Linked DNA regions of Mus musculus: region 2 is linked to region 1. Evidence: chromatin loops called from intact Hi-C (ENCODE). Cell type or tissue: left cerebral cortex. All regions are shown on one strand. Links, peaks and the distances in the headings refer to the core of each region. The heading gives the core; the rest is flanking DNA. Region 1 overlaps Cltc (clathrin, heavy polypeptide (Hc)). Region 2 overlaps Dhx40 (DEAH (Asp-Glu-Ala-His) box polypeptide 40).

Region 1 (8,337 bases), core at 105-8,104:
CACAAACATCCTTAATTCTAAGTCCACTGGATGTGCTACCGTTCTCTTCATGTGAAATACATGCATGCAAAAACTCAAAAGTACATGTGATATACTTATAAAATAAGTAAATATCAAAAAACAACTGGTAAAACTCATACATGTTCTTTGCATTTTAACATGACTTGCATACGTGCACATTGTTACTTGTTCATATTTCCCCTACACTGAATTGCCCTTTTGGTCTTACAGCTCTTCCCCTTCAGTACTGTCTTATATCTGATTTTTCTCTTTTAATAGATTGTGGATGTCTTTATGGAATACAATCTAATCCAACAATGTACTGCCTTCTTACTTGATGCTTTGAAGAATAATCGTCCCTCTGAAGGTCCTTTGCAGACGCGATTGCTTGAGATGAACCTTATGCACGCACCTCAAGTATGTGTTGTTGTATTCATTAGGATTTCTATTTCTGTGATAAACACCATGACCAAAGTAACTTGGGGAGGAAAGGGTTTATTTTACCTTAAAACTCTTTTGACTCTGTCACTGAGGGAAGTCAGGGCAGAAACCTGGAGGCAGAAACTGAAACAGAGGCCATGCAGGAGCACTGCTTATTATGTTGCTCAGTCTTTTCTTATAACCCAGGACTACCCGTCCAAGGACGGTGTTTTTCCTGGTGGGCTTTCCCCACTCCCCATCATTAGTCAAGAAAAGACCCCACAGGCTTGCCTGTAAGTAGTCTGTTAGAGCCATTTTCAAATTTGAGGTTCCCACTTCCAAGATGTTCCCACTTTCAAGTTGACAAAAAATGTGTCCAGCAGAGTTGTCATGCTTTTTAATCTTGCTTCCGATCCTGTTCTGGTCCATTGTGCCAATGTTTACAAGTTGTCACTCAGAGTTTTGAGATGCTTATTTCCTAAGAAAATTTAGCTAGTATTCTTTGTACTTCATACTTTCATGTTATTTATTCACTATTCAGTCTCAGTGTATTTTCTGGGTGTTGGTGTATGCTGAAGTAAAGGAGAAGGAAACACGGCCTTGTCCTGTCTGTGGTTTTCTAGGTTGCAGATGCCATTCTCGGGAATCAGATGTTCACCCACTATGACCGGGCTCATATCGCCCAGCTGTGTGAGAAGGCGGGCCTGCTGCAGCGTGCATTAGAACACTTCACCGATTTATATGACATAAAACGTGCAGTTGTTCATACCCATCTTCTTAACCCTGAGGTATTTGTTTCTTACCTGTTAGTTGTGATTAGTCAGTGTGTTTATTGTTTATACTGGGTGATAGTAATTATTAATTTTTTTTTTCCCTCTAGTGGTTAGTGAATTACTTTGGGTCCTTATCAGTTGAAGATTCCCTAGAATGCCTCAGAGCCATGCTGTCAGCTAATATTCGTCAAAATCTACAGATCTGTGTTCAGGTGGCTTCTAAATATCACGAACAGCTGTCAACTCAGTCTCTGATTGAGCTCTTTGAATCATTCAAGAGTTTTGAAGGTAATTAGGAATGTCAGAATTGATATAAGAGAGACACTTATAATTAATCAGGCAGTTCGAAATTATCTTCTGAAAAACACTTTTATGGGACATGTCTTCTCTAGGACCCCTCATGTCATGGGATCCTTGAGGTATACAGTGTAGAAGAACACCTGCTTGGGTATTTTATGAACTAAAGGCAGAAATTTGGGTTAAGAAATTTATTGTCTTGTGTTAGCTGCATAATATTAAAATACTGACGACTAATTACAGTAATATTAAAAGCACCGCTCTGACTCTTGCAATAGTGAACATTTCTCCTAAGGGGGTTTTGTGCTTCATTAGCCCAGCTATTTAAAATTCAATTAAATAATTAAAATATAATTGAAAGTTTCTAGAGTTAGTCTAGCTACGCTTGAGGTGAGCCATGGGAGGTTAGTGTCTAAGGCAGATGATATAGGTCATCACTCCAGAAAGTTCTTATGGACAGCTCTACACTAAATTTTTGAAAGTTTTATGCAAAGCTATCTGGTATGTGATACTTGATTTAAAGTGTCTCATGAAATGTGGTATAAACATTTGCTTTGCTATTGAGGCGCTGTCCTTTACTATTTGAAAACTTCCGAGCCAGGCAGAGTGGCCACTCAGAAAAATGAGACAGGTTTATGATAGATTCAAGGACAGCCTGAACTATACGACAAATCCTCTCAAAAACACTAAAACACAGAAAGATACTTTTAAACAGAATTTCCTGTTGTGTAGGGACTGAAATTTATACCTGATTTGTTCAAGTGGCTTCTGGATTAATGTGTATTCTTACTGAACTTTTAAAACAGCCAACTTACTAGGAACCTTTTCTGTAATCATGACTTGTAATTGCTTAATTTTTAGTTCTTTCATTCTCAAAAGTATAGCCAGGCTTGATGGTACATGCTTTTAATCTCAGCACTTTGGAGTCAGAGACAGGAGGATCTCTGATTTTGTGACCAGTCTGTCTGGCTTATACAGCAAAATCAGGACAGCCAGGACTCCATGAAGAGACCAGGGCTTCACAGTGAGACCTTGTCTTAGAGCAAGCAAGCAAGCAAGCAAACAAACAAAACCTGCCTATGTTCCTTAATCTCAGTTACTTTTGTTTCTTTAAGGTCTCTTTTATTTTCTGGGGTCCATTGTTAACTTTAGTCAGGACCCAGATGTGCACTTTAAATATATTCAGGCGGCTTGCAAGACTGGGCAAATCAAAGAAGTGGAAAGAATCTGCAGAGAAAGCAACTGCTATGATCCCGAGCGAGTCAAGAATTTTCTCAAGGTAAGTGGCTTTAAGTTACGTGCTTCTGATTGACTTAAGCAGTTCTACAAGGGTTGAGTCGGGCTTGAGAATATTTTTCTTACATTTGAAAATCTTAGCATTCTCAAATTCTGTGCTGGGTTATTTTTTCTAAACTTAATACTCTGTGGTTTCTCAAGAAATAAGGAAGGAAATTAGTAAGTAGTACCTAAGAACGACCATCTGTTTAAAAAGAAGGAAAAACAGTTTCATTTTCAAAGAACTTCCTTTTTTTAAAAAAAAAAAAATCAAAAGACACATTTCTTTTTTCTCTTTTCTCTTTTTTCTTTTGTTACAGGGTCTCACTCTGTAGCCCTGGCTGTTCTAGAATTCAGTATATAGACCAGGCTGGAGATCTGCCTGCCCCTGCCTCTTGAGTGCTGGGATTAAAGATGTGTGTCACTAGGGCTGGTTTAAGAAAAACACAGTTTAAAGTTGTTCTTGATGACATTTTAGAATATTCAGCTCTTTCCCCAGGTGGTGACACATACCTGTAATGTGTACATTATTAATATGTACAACAGGAAGTAGATGGCCTCTAGTCCATAAAAGGCTTTGATTCCTTTATTTTTTTTTTAAGGCACAGTTATTGATTTTGTCTTTCTACTGCCTTGAAAATTTTTGTCTGGGGAGAACAATGTGCATAAGAGCTAGCTCTCTCCTTGTATCATGGAAGGCCCAGGGGTCAAACTCAGATCTTCACATTTGGCACAAGTGCCCTTACTCTTTGAATCATCTTTCCTATTTTTTTTGAGATAGTCTCACTTTGCAGTGTCTAGGCTGGCCTTGGTATGTGGTAAAACCAGCATCTTCCAGAAGGCATCATTCTTGGCTTAGGTTTCTTATATTTTACTCTTCAATTTTTTTTAACATTTATTTATGTTTTCATTTTGTGTTGATGTTTGTGATGATGTTTCTGTGCCCAGGCCATTGCATGGAGGTCAGAGGTCAACTCTTGGGAGTCAGTTCTATCTTTGCATCATGTAGTTACTGCGTCTAGAACTCAGAATGTTAGTCTCCATATAAACGTCTTTACCTACTGAGCCATCTTCCAGCCTCTGCCTTAGATGCTTGTATTTTTCAGTTTATCTTTGGCATCATTTTCAAGATCCTTTATTGTAGGTTAAGGAAACATCTAGATTTACTTCTAGCATCACATCTGTCTGAATCCAGAAATGAAGTGTTAATGTATAATTTATAAACCAAGTGGGATCAAGATAAATTGACTTTGTGACACATGAATTCAGTTGGAGAGAATAAAGGCTGCCTCTGGCTGGAGTGAAGAATAATGTCCTAAAGAATGCTAAGCTAGAGAATAGTAAGGGTTTTTAATTTGTTTAACTTTGCTTGTTAACATTATTCTCATACCAGTTATTTTATGGGGAAAAGTAAAAATTTGTAGCTATCTATCAATGAAAGATGAGAAAAATTCTTAAACTCAGAGAGTACCACTTGTCCACTGTCACACATGACATTTTTTAACTTTTGTTTTTTGGGAGAATTGTAGATTGAGCACAAAACCATTATTACATGGAATTTGCATGTCTTGCCTCTACCTATTATCACTTGGAGGTAGTTTACAGCTGTATCATCTGATATTTATTCTTTTGAATTTAACTGGGGTCTGATAGCCAAACCCACAGGGATTTTATGTAACAAAATAGTCAAAATGATGAGATTATCTTATATTTTCTTTTTTTTTTTTTTTTTTTAAAGATTTATTTATTTATTATCTGTAAGTACACTGTAGCTGTCTTCAGACACTCCAGAAGAGGGAGTCAGATCTTGTTACGGATGGTTGTGAGCCACCATGTGGTTGCTGGGATTTGAACTCTGGACCTTCGGAAGAACAGTTGGGTGCTCTTACCCACTGAGCCATCTCACCAGCCCCCAAGATTATCTTATATTTTCAAATGAAAGATAAACTTTCCCCCAGTGATTATAACTTTATAAGTCATATCTTAGCCACATAACTTTTCTGGGCAGCCTAGCCAGCATGATAATGTCAAACTTTCTAGGGTTCCCAAGAAACTTGCCAAATGCAAGGAGTGGTTGGTCGTGCTGCTGTGCACCCACTCCATTTCACAGGACAGAGCTCGCTTCCTCTGGTGAATCATTGAGGCTTATGAGGCTTTTTGTTTTTGTTTTTTTTTTTAACACTGCTAGCTTCTTAGTTGAATTTCTCTTTTGTAATTGAACTCTTTTCTTTAAATTTCTTTAGCCTTAGGAGATAATGTTTGAGTTATCTTTTATGTCAAAGCAGAAGTAAACTTAACTATTACAACTTGAGTAACATTTAAGTTAAATATGGGAATACATAAAGAATCCCAACACCCACATTTGACAGACTGAGTCAGAGGGACCTGGAGTTTGAGGCCAACCTGGTGTATATATGGCCTGTCTCAAAAAATTAATTTTAATGAATAAATAGAACAATATAATACAGTGCAATATGACCCAATACAAAAACAACAGCCTGTGTGGATCAAAGTTAGGGCTCCTTCCTTACCTGTAATCCCAGCCCTCAGAAACCCAAGGCAGGAAGATCATGAGTCCAAAGCTAGCATGAGCAACATACTGAGATAATGTCTGGAGAAAAACAAACATCAAACAAACACCAACTGCCCTGTGAGGGATGAGAATGTTATTCAGTAGCGCTGTACTAGCCTAAGATTCTCTTATGACCTACAGAAAAGTTAAAGTACTACAAAGAATTCCAAACAATGTTGTTAGCATTATTTGATTAACACGCAAGTGTGTCTCCACCCTGCTCCCTTTTCTTTATGCCATGCTTTGCCTCAGTGTCCCTGGATGACTCACTGTTGCTGGCCCTTGGCTGTTGGGGCTTTGTGTCGGCCCTAGACTGTTTATGTTTTTTGTTTTTTTGTTTTTTCTCTAAGACCTTCATGGCTTGCTTCTTGACCTTCAGGTTTCTGGTCAAATGTTAGGAGAGGTTTTTCTCAAGTTACTCAGCCTAAAATAGAAACTACTAGGGTAAGTGAAGTAGCTCAGTCAGTAAAGTGCTTGCCTTGCAAGCCTTGGTTAGAGTCCAGATCCCAGGAAAGAATAGTACATGTGTTAACTCATGCTTGTAACCCTGGCCAAGGTGGGTCCCTTGGTGTGCTCCAAGCCAGTGAAAAGACTGTCTTCAGTAAGGGGCACAGTGCTCCTGAGGAATGACAGCTGAAGTCAGTCCTCTGCCCTCCACATGCATTTGCAAACAAACAGGCTGATATCTGTACCAGTTCCATCTTGATGGCCTTGCTTCACTTCTGCTGTAATGCTTGCTGCTGTGAGGGAAACCTCGCCTCTTCCCACTTGGAGGCACTTTCCGTGATACACAGGAGTGCTTACTGTAGTTGTTAAATTTGTGTTGTAGAAAACTTGTACATGTATTTACCCAAGTCTAATTTTTGTCTTAGAACGGTTGCTAACAATAATGGTTAATAGCTTAGTAAACGGTTTAAAATGTATAGATCGCATGGGCTGGAGAGATGCTCACCAGTTAGCATCACTTGCTCTCCAGAGGACTTGAATTCATTTCCCAGCCCCTGTGTGTTGGCTTGTTCACAAAGTACCTGCAATTCCAGGTGCACCTAATGCTTCAGGCCCTTGCGGGCTGTATTCATGTGTACATCACCATACACAGAATCAAAAATAAAATATTTAGAGCATTAGTTTTATGCACAAACTGTTGTGAAGGTTTAGATAAACAGGAAAACGCCATAGTTCTAGTCAGAAATGAACTAGCTAAGTAGTCTCCTTGCATGTTTTCCCCTAGTTGATGAAACTTGTGTTTTATGTGCACAGAAGACTAATGTAGTCCACTGAGTTTTGGGGTTTGTTTTGTTTTGTTTTATGCTTATTTAGGAGGAAAAATTGGCCTGGAACTTTACATTTGTAGAACAGACATCCTTTCTAGGGATAGTTGAAGCAGCCATTAGTACAGTGTTTTCCATTTCTGAAATAAGTTCTCACATGCTTTGACTTTCCTTAATGTGAACAGTCTGCAGTTGGACTTTTACTTCAAATTTTTAGCAATTTTCATTTTTTTTTAACTTATTGTAGCTCACAAAAATTTCTTGATATTTTCTGAACCTTTCATGGACTAATCTTCATGTGATTTATAATTTGGTGGCTAGAGCCTAGTCTAAGAACCATTCTATTGTCTGATGTTACTCAGTGGCAGATTACTGTTCTAGCCTAATCCCCAGTACGACACCACCACCCTTCGCACACACACACACACACACACACACATTCTGTTCTAACCCTTAAAAGGAGTGGCTACCATTGGGGAAAGTCCTATCCTGCTTAGTATGTATTTCTTTAGTCAGCTCTTAGAAGAATCATGGATTGAGGAATGTGTCACTGTGTATAAATGAATTCCTGATGGAAACTGTTGTTTTTTGTGCTGTACCTTTTGTCTGTGGAATATAACAGGACATGTATCAGGTAATTGCCCCACACAGGTCTTACCCTTACCTGCCTGTCTATAACATCTCTGTCAGTCTATAAGTAGGACTCTATCTAGCTTTGTCTTTGTAATGGTAAAAGCAATGGGCAATTTAAAGATGTCTTTTCTTTAAATTATTTGGTGTGTTTAATTCATGGCCATTATCACAGTGTTCTTTGTAGATTTAATTATAATAGATTGTTAGAGGCTAGGTGTTTTGGTATTATTAGAGCTTGGTATTGGGGAGGGCTAGGAAATAAATCAGTAGTTTGAAACAAATGTGAGCATTTGTGCCACCAATGTGAGAATGTTACTAAATCAGCTGCCGAATTCAGCTGAAATGTCTTTTATTAGTGAAAGTCCCCATGTAGTGATTTTTTTTTAACTGAAATGTCTTTTATTAGTGAAAGTCCCCATGTAGTGATTTTTTAAAACCTGTGTACTGCTACTGGTGGCTCACAAATCTTAATTTGTTAATTTCTTTATTAAAGATGTGCATGGGAAGGGCTTGGTGTTTTGTGTGTGAATCTAAGCTGTACTTTAGTAAAATGTACTGAAATGGGGAGAAGGACATGCAGCCTTGGGGTCATTTGTTTCTTTTAACAGAAGAGCTACATTTATGTAAGCCTCTCCCATCAACACAGAAAGGAGGCTCATATTTTAATTCACGCAATGGGGAAATTGAAGTTTCTTTTTTATTTTTTTTCCCCGTTTCAGGAGGCAAAACTAACAGATCAGTTGCCACTTATCATTGTCTGTGATCGGTTTGACTTTGTCCATGACCTGGTGCTGTATTTATATAGAAACAATCTTCAGAAGTATATAGAGATATATGTCCAGAAGGTAAGTACTTTGGTTTTTAGATAATTTAAATATTATCACTACAGCATTTTGAGTTCTTCTCATTGTGCCTGGTAAGAATGGTCTGCTAGAGTAGCTTTCCATGGTTTTCCTCAGCTCAGTCTTTTCTTTTATTACAATTTTACATCCATGCCAGAATGTGAAGTGTGAGAGAGAGCTACTGTAGTCTAAAGGGTTGGAAAGTCTAGGAACCAAAGCCCAAAGCACATGGCTTAAATTAGGTACTAGAGACT
Region 2 (8,337 bases), core at 301-8,300, 71 kb before region 1:
ACTCTTTCCTGGACTCTGCAGGCTCAACACACACACACACACACACACACACACACACACACTTATGTATATGTGTGTATGTGTATAAATATATATACATATATATATGGCAAAACATCTATGTGCATAAAAAAATGTTACAAAGTAAAAATAGGGCTGGAGAGATGGTTCAGCAGTTAAGAGCACTGATTGTTCTTCCAGAGGTCCTGAGTTCAATTCCCAGCAACCACATGGTGGCTCACAACCATCTGTAATGGGATCTGATGCCTTCTTCTGAAGACAGCTACAGTGTACTCATACACATAAAAATATATAAGTAATTATTTTAAAATAAATAAATAAATAAATAATGGTTTCTTATCCAGGTGATTTGGAATGCATCTAATGCTAGCATTCAGTAGGCACAGGCAGGAAGATTTTAAGTTTGAGACCATACTGAGTTACATAGTGACCACAGAGTCCCCCTGGGCCATATAGTAAAACCTTATACCAAAAATAAAATATAAATATTTAAAATTTAAAAGAAAACAGTAGTGATTTTTTTTAATAAAGGTTTTAGAGGAGAAGTAGAGTACATTGACTTCTGTAATTTTATGTTTCCCAAACGGGCACAAGCCTTTAGAATGTTGTTTAGTAAAATGATAGACTTGGTACTTTTCCTCAGTTAACTCTTTACCCACTTAGTTCTACATTGGATTAAAATGGAATGCTAAAGAATTAAATTTGAATCTGTTACAACAGTTTATAGGTGAGTGGAACCCTGTTTAATAACTTTAAAAATGGACATTTACAGTTTTATGTAAGTACTACTTCTATCCAGTTTCAAAATATTTGATCACCCAAAATAAAACTCCTTACCCACTAGCCTTTTTGCTGGCTCTGAATCTGCTAGGTTTTGTTTTTATTTTATGTATATTGGTGTTTTGCCTATATCTATGTCTGTGGATCTCATGCACACCATGCCCATGGAGGCCAGAAGGCTGTTGGATCCCCTTTGACTGGAGTTACAGGTGGTTGTGAGCTTCTGCTGGGGTTCAAACCCTAACCTTCTATAACAGACGACAGTTCTTCTTTAGCTTTGTGAAGAGTGGCCAAACTGTTTCCCTCATTACCACCATTACTTTTTTTTTTGTTTTGTTTTTGTTTTTTGTTTTTTCGAGACAGGGTTTCTCTGTGTAGCCCTGGCTGTCCTGGAACTCACTCTATAGACCAGACTGGCCTCGAACTCAGAAATCTGCCTTCCTCTGCCTCCCGAGTGCTGGGATCAAAGGTGTGTGACACCACCGCCCGGCTACCACCGTTACTTTGTAAGGATCTTATTTTACCATCGGCTGTGTATGAGGAATCTATGGAATCCATTTCTTGAATTTGAACTTTCTTTTTACATTTATTTGTGTGTCTGTGTGTGTCTGTGTGTGTCTGTGTGTCTGTGTCTACGCACAAGCAGAGGTCAGAGAACCACTGTGTGAATTAATTCTTGTACCATCCTGGTTCCAAAGATTGAAATCACGTCATTTGGTTTGTTAGCATGTGCCTTTAAGCCACCTCACCAACCTGACTTTCAAATTTTCTATTTAAATAATGCAGTAACTGAGGTAGAAAAGGAGAATCTAAAGTGGTTAAAATGAACAAGTTTAGGGGCTGGAGAGATAGCTTAGTGGCTAAGAGCACTGCCTGCCCTTCATTTGATAGCTTGCAACTGTCTGTAAACTTCATTTCCAGAAGATCCACTGAGAGCCACCTTCTTGCCTTTGTGGGCAATAGACCTGCATGTGGTACACAGTAAAAAGTGCACTGGAAATCACTTCTATACATAAAAGTAAAACTTAACACACCTGCTTACTTTCTAGCATTTAACTTGCTTTCATTCTTTTAGATATGTGGTGGATGGAGGCTTTGTGAAGCAATTAAATCACAACCCAAGATTAGGGCTGGACATCCTGGAGGTGGTTCCTATTTCAAAGTAAGTCTCTTTATCTAGCTTTTCAGTTCAGTAATAGTAAGCTGGTTAGAGTATTTCTACTTGGTTTGAATGTTGGAAGTAAATTATATGTCAAACCCACAAAACCATTTTGGGACTGTTTTGCTGTCTTTTGTAGAAGTGAAGCATTACAACGCAGTGGCCGTGCGGGCAGGACCGCCTCAGGAAAGTGCTTTAGGATTTACAGTAAAGAGTTTTGGAGCCAGTGTATGCCTGACCATGTGATCCCAGAGATTAAGAGAACTAGTTTGACATCTGTAGTTCTGACATTAAAGTGCCTTGCCATACATGATGTCATAAGGTACGTGGGTCACCCAGAGCTATGGCTAGAATGAGAGAAGCCTGCTTACTTCTTGAAAATTGTTTTGTACCATTTGACTGATGTGTCCCTGAGAATTGAAACAAGCCTATTTCCAGGGTTAGTTTTCATGTTGGCTGCTTTTTAACTAAACCAAAAATGTTAATCCACCTAAAATAAAATTAAGTATTTTAGCCATTTTAAAGTATACAGTTCAAATTATTGTTAGTAGATTCACAATATTATGTGACCATTGCCACTTTCAAATTTAAGAACATTTCCAGCCTCAAACTGCTATAGTTGAAGATTGAAGAATCCAGAAGTAAATAGTATTTAACTATTTGCCTTCATATTTTTTGAAATTTTTATTTTAAAACATCCATCACTTTATTGAGATTTGGTCCTCTGCTCATATTTTTTTGATTGTGAGCTAGCCCCTAACGGCTGAACCATCTCTCCAGCCCACTTTGCTTATATTTAAACTTTGGCTTTATAAGACTTTTTTATGCTGATGCTTATTTGACTTAACTTTAGTGACCTCTGTTTTGTTTTGTTTTGTTTTGTTTGTTTTGAGACAGGATTTCACGATAACTCTGGTTGTCCTAGAATTCACTGTGTAGACCAGGTTGGCCTCAAACTTACAGAAATCTGCTTGTCTCTGCCTCTTGAGTGCTGGAATTAAAAAGTATGTGCCACTATGCCTGGCTTGACCACTGTTAATTTTTAATTGAAGGCATGGGACTGCAATTCTAATTAGAAAGTGTTTTCTAGAGCCATATGTAATGGTACATACCATTTTGTGTGTTAGTTTGAGTCAGGCCCTGGCTGTCCTGGAACTCACAATGTAGACTAGACTGGGTTCAGCTCCCCTCCTGCTCTTACCTCTTGAGTGCTGTGTTTATAGGCAAGCCTGACTGTTAGGAAGCCAATTTAGATGGTTTCAAGTAAGACTAGAGATTTTTATGTTGTTGTTGAGAATAAGTCCTATTATGTATTTCTGGCTGGCCTCGAACATGCTCTATAGACCAGGCTAGTCTCAAACACACAGTGATCCACTTGACTATGACATCGAGGTACTGATATAGGTGTGCAGCACCCTATCTTTCTCAAGATTAGTGATTCTCTAATTGAGAATGTAGAGGAAAACATGTAAAATTTAGTTGTATTAATAAATTACACCAATGAGAAAGAAGTAACAATCCATTGAAAGAACCAAGTGCTCAAACAAGTTGGAAACTTTGAGGTTAATCCACATTTAAAGCAGTGTTGTTCTATCTTCTCACTTAGAAAAAGGAGCCTCTGAAAGCAACTGCCCAAAGCTTGGCATTAATTCCTAGGATATTCTCAAAGAACTACAGATTACAAATAACCAAGAGTGAATATACATACAATATAAGAGTGAAACTGGGCTGGCGAGATGGCTCAGTGGCTAAGAGCGCCGACTGCTCTTTCGAAGGTCCTGAGTTCAAATCCCAACAACCACATGGTGGCTCACAACCATCCATAATGAGATCTGACGCCCTCTTCTGGAGTGTCTGAGAACAGCTACAGTGTACTTACATATAATAAATAAATAAATCTTTAAAAAAATTAAGAGTGAATATTCTTATTAATTACTTGTATGTACTGTTATTATATTCTTGCTTTAAATTGTTTATTAATTTTTATCTTGTGTATATGGATTTTTTGCCAGCATATAAATATGTGTACCACTTGCATGCCTGGAGATCAGGAAAGGGTATTAGATCCTCTGGAACTGGAGTTACAGATAGTTGTGAGCTATCATGTAGGTATTAGGAATCAAACCTGGGTCCCTTGTAAGAGCCTGAAGTTCTCTTAATGCCTGAGCCATCTCTCCAAATGCTGTTGCTATTTTCGAGAGGTTCTCGTGTTTTCTAGGCTGGGTTTGAACTTGAAATGTAACTGAGGCTGGCTTTGAACTCATGATCCTTCTGCCTCTGCTTCCCAAGTGGTAGGATTACAGGTTTGTACATTACAGCACATACCTGTAATCTCAGCCCAGGGAGCTGAGGTGGAAAGACTGCTGGGAGGAGTGTGGGCTCCACAGCCACCGTGTCTCGAATAAGACCAAAAAGGAAAGAAAAGAAAGGAAGACAAGAAACAAATCAGGGGTAAGCCTGATATGGTAGCACTTTATTCTCTGAGCCATTTCCCTTGTAATTAATTTAATTTTACTTCTTGGGAGTCAGAATCAGGTAGGTCTCTGAGAAATCAAGGATAGCCTTTAGTTACTATTAGATAATTTGAATTTATCGAATAGTTGCTTTCAATTGGCTTTTCTCTTTATTTAGATTGTGTGTGCATGCACACACATATGTGCACATGTGGAGGTCAGAACACAACTTTCAAGAATCATTTCTCTTCTCCCACCATGTTGTCTTGGAGATAGAACTCATTGTCAGGCTTGATGGCAAACACCATTACTCACTGACGCATCTTGTTGGTCCTCTCCTCTATTTTGTAAAAATTCAGTAAAAACAGTTGTGCCTTCAGAAGAGAAGAGAGAGTAGTTTGCTGCAAAGTATGGGTCAGGATTGGTTAAGAGCACTGACTGCTCTTCAAGAGGACCTAAGTTCAATTCCCAGCAACCACCTGGTGGCTCACAACCATCTATAATGAGATTTGATGCCCTCTTCTGGTGTGTCTGAAGATAGCTACAGAATATTCATACACAAAAATAAATAAATAAATAAATAAATAAATATTTTTTAAAAGACGGGGGAGGGGGCTGGAGAGATGGCTCAGCAGTTAAGAGTACTAACTGTTCTTCCAGAGGTCCTGAGTTTTATCCGCAATGGAATCTGGTGCTCTCTTCTGGTGTGTCTAAAGACAGCTACAACGTGTTCATATAAAGAAAATAAAAATAATTTATAAAAAAAAGATAAGAGGAATGATGGGACTGTTCGATTCAGCTGAGGAGAATAAAAATATGTGCATTTTGAATGAGATGAATGTGATTCAGAAAAAGCAAAATTTTCCTGGTGGTAGAATGTTTTCAAGGAGAGGAGGACTTGAAGAATGGAGCCGGGGCTAGGTGTGGTAGTGTAACTTTAATCCCAGCACTTTAGAGGCAGAGGCAGGCGACTCTGATTGTTTGAGGCCAGCCTAGTTTACATTGTGAGTTCTAGGACAACCAGGGCTATGTAGAAAGATACCTTGACTCAAAAAGGAAACAGAATAAAACAGAATGAAGATAGAGATAAAGAAAATGAAGTAGAAAATTGAAATTTTTTAAGGAAGTTTCTATGAAGGGTGTTAAAAGTCCTGCTATGACTAATCCTGACTTTCTCCTATCTCATTTAAATATACAGGTTTCCATATTTGGATCCACCTAATGAGAGACTTATTTTGGAAGCACTTAAACAACTTTATCAGTGTGATGCTATTGACAGGTAAAAAATATAATCCAAACATGTTAGTCTTTTTCTTTGTTTGTAGGTATGTAGCTCAAGCTGTCTTTGAATCATAATCCTCCTGCCTCAGCTTTTTAAGTACCGGAATTACAGGTGTGAGGCTGTACAGGTGGCTTGTCTATTTGTTTTTTTAAGACAGGTTTATGAGTGAATGAATTGTTTTACATAAAATTAAATTAGTCTGTCCTTGGTTTTCGTTCACTACAGTTCTTACTAAAACCTTGTACTGTAAAGACATTTTTTTGTAGTTAGACATGGTAGTACATCCTATAATGTGTCATCTCAGTACCTGGGAGCCTGAGGCTAACATTTGAGTTGCTGGGATGAAAAATATCCTTTAAAACAGTTAAAAAGTTCTATAAAGAAGGAGAAGAAATGAAACTTTTTTTTTTTTTGGTTTTTCGAGACAGGGTTTCTCTTTATAGCTCTGGCTGTCCTGGAGCTCACTTTGTAGACCAGGCTGGCCTCGAACTCAGAAATCCGCCTGCCTCTGCCTCCCGAGTGCTGGGATTAAAGGCATGCGCCACCACTGCCGGGCCTTTTTGTTTTTCTTGCCAGTGACCACAATGGTTTTCTTTAAATGGAATTTCTAAACATGAGTTGAAGTAATTCAATTATATCTTACTTACTCTGAACAATGAACAATGTATTGTATTGTCCCAGATTTGAAAGGCCTAAGAACTTTCTCTTTCTGTTAAGGAGTGGCCATGTGACAAGATTGGGATTATCCATGGTGGAGTTCCCTCTCCCCCCACATCTGACGTGTGCAGTGATCAGGGCTGCTTCTCTTGACTGTGAAGATTTGCTGCTTCCAATAGCAGCAATGCTATCTGTGGAAAATGTCTTCATCAGACCTGGTGAGCACTTTATCTTACTTAAGAGCTCTTCTTTGTATTACATTATTTTATCTATTCATTTATATGTGTGCACATGTGCATAAGTCCATGTGTACTCGAGGACACATACCTTGGTGCATGTGTAGAAGTAAAACCAACTTGGAGGAATTGGTTTTCTTGTTCCACCCTGTGGGTCCTGAAACTAAAACTGAGATTGTCCTGCTTGGAAAGCAACTCCTTTTACCCGGAGTCTAGTGACTCCTGTAAGTTTTTTTTTTTTTTTAAATAAAAAATTTAATTGTTGGTATGGTGAAACATGCTTGTAATGTACGCTGTCTTGAGATAGAGGCAGAGGATCCTGAATTAAAGCTAGACTGGACAGCTAATGTGACCCTGTCTCAATAAAACAAGTCTCTGTCACTCTGTGCCTTACAGATTGTTTACAGACAAATAAAGAGTAAGTTTAGAAGGTTCCCATTCGCTCAGTCCCACATTTCCCCAGTTACTACTGTCTTTTATTTGTGAAGGATGTTTCCTGCTGTTGATGGTTTCTACATATATCCAGTAGCCTGTGTCTATCATTACAGTCTTAGTGAATAGTTTTACTTGTTTCAACATTTCCTGTTCTGTCTTTATTCATCACTACATCATTTCTCTCAGGTTATCCCTTGGTTTTCAGGTGCACATGAGAATGTATGTGCCCACACACTATCACACACACACACACTAAACCAACCCACTTAGCATTTGCTCTATTACTGTCTTCAGAGTTTTGCCATCTCCAGAATGCCTTGTATTTGTGAACAATATTTAACATTTCATGTGGATTTCTTTCACTTAGCAGTGTGTGTGTATTTTTGTAGCATGATGGTTCATTTCTGTTTTTAATCACTAAACTGAATTCCATTCTATTGTATGGAATTTGTTTATCCACTTAATAAAGGGAATGGTTTCATTCTCATGTTTTGGCTATTAAAAAAGTTGTAGCCAGGTGGTGGGAGTGTACATCTTTAGTCCACTTTAGAAAAGTTTTAGTTCCAGCACTCAGGAGGCAGAGGCAGGCAGATCTCTAAGTTCAAGGACAGCCAGAACTATACAAAGAAACCCTCTCTCAAAAACCAACGTAAAAAAAAAAGGTTGCAATAACACCACTATCCAGTTTGTTTGTTTTAGAATTTTGAAATAGGTACTGTCTGTGTAGCCCTGGCTGTTCTGGAACTTACTATGTAGACTAGGCTGGCCTTGAACTCACAGAAATCTGAGTGCCCCTATTTCCCAAGCACTGAGACTAAAGGTGCTTGCTACCACCTCCTGGCTGTGTTTTCTTCAAATCTTTGGCTTATCCTTTCATTGTTTTGGCATTGCCTTTAGTAGAAGATTTTGATTTTAATGAAGCCCAGTATAACTGTTTTCTTATGTGATCTTGTTTTTAGTGTTCTATCAATGGGGTCATTGCTGTACCATGGTCATCTGGATTTTTCTCTTAGTGTTGTTGGGTGTGCATTTGTTTCAACGTTCTTTGTTCAAAATATTGTTTCTCTTTTGAAATGCCTTCCTTCCCCTTTGTCATAGATCAGTTGACTATTCTTGTATGAAGTTTCCTAAGAAGTTAGATAAGGTAATCCCCGACTTTGTTCTTCCCCTTCAGTATTGTCCTGGCTGTTCTTAGGATCTTCCTCTTCACATGAACTGCAGAGTCAGTTGAAACCCATAAAATGACTTGGTGGGATTGTGTGATCTAGTAAATGAAGTTAGGAAGAATTACCATCTTAGAGTGTGGCGATTCTA

Evidence for each region. A loop is a pair of places that touch in the nucleus more often than their neighbours do. Peaks named below come from ENCODE experiments on the same cell type or tissue, not always from the same donor. Only the 100,000 strongest peaks of a DNase experiment are listed, where the experiment ranks them.
Region 2: it touches region 1 in a loop (2.3-fold over the local background); 5 of 42 quality-filtered maps call a loop at or near these places.

What each region holds. Positions count from the first base shown.
Region 1 is chr11:86,712,330-86,720,666 of GRCm38, reverse strand. It overlaps Cltc (clathrin, heavy polypeptide (Hc)), which reads left to right. Exons shown (of 32, transcript NM_001003908.2): 11 at 280-417; 12 at 1,044-1,208; 13 at 1,301-1,481; 14 at 2,606-2,769; 15 at 7,961-8,086. Among named protein-coding and RNA genes, the nearest start is that of Ptrh2, 32 kb to the right of the region's middle. In left cerebral cortex, for the core only: no CTCF peak of the experiment used is centred there; DNase peaks (open chromatin) are centred at 1,071 and 4,833.
Region 2 is chr11:86,783,112-86,791,448 of GRCm38, reverse strand. It overlaps Dhx40 (DEAH (Asp-Glu-Ala-His) box polypeptide 40), which reads left to right. Exons shown (of 18, transcript NM_026191.2): 9 at 1,877-1,963; 10 at 2,100-2,282; 11 at 5,612-5,692; 12 at 6,413-6,570. Among named protein-coding and RNA genes, the nearest start is that of Dhx40, 20 kb to the left of the region's middle. In left cerebral cortex, for the core only: a CTCF peak has its summit at 3,818 (motif pointing left); no DNase peak of the experiment used is centred there.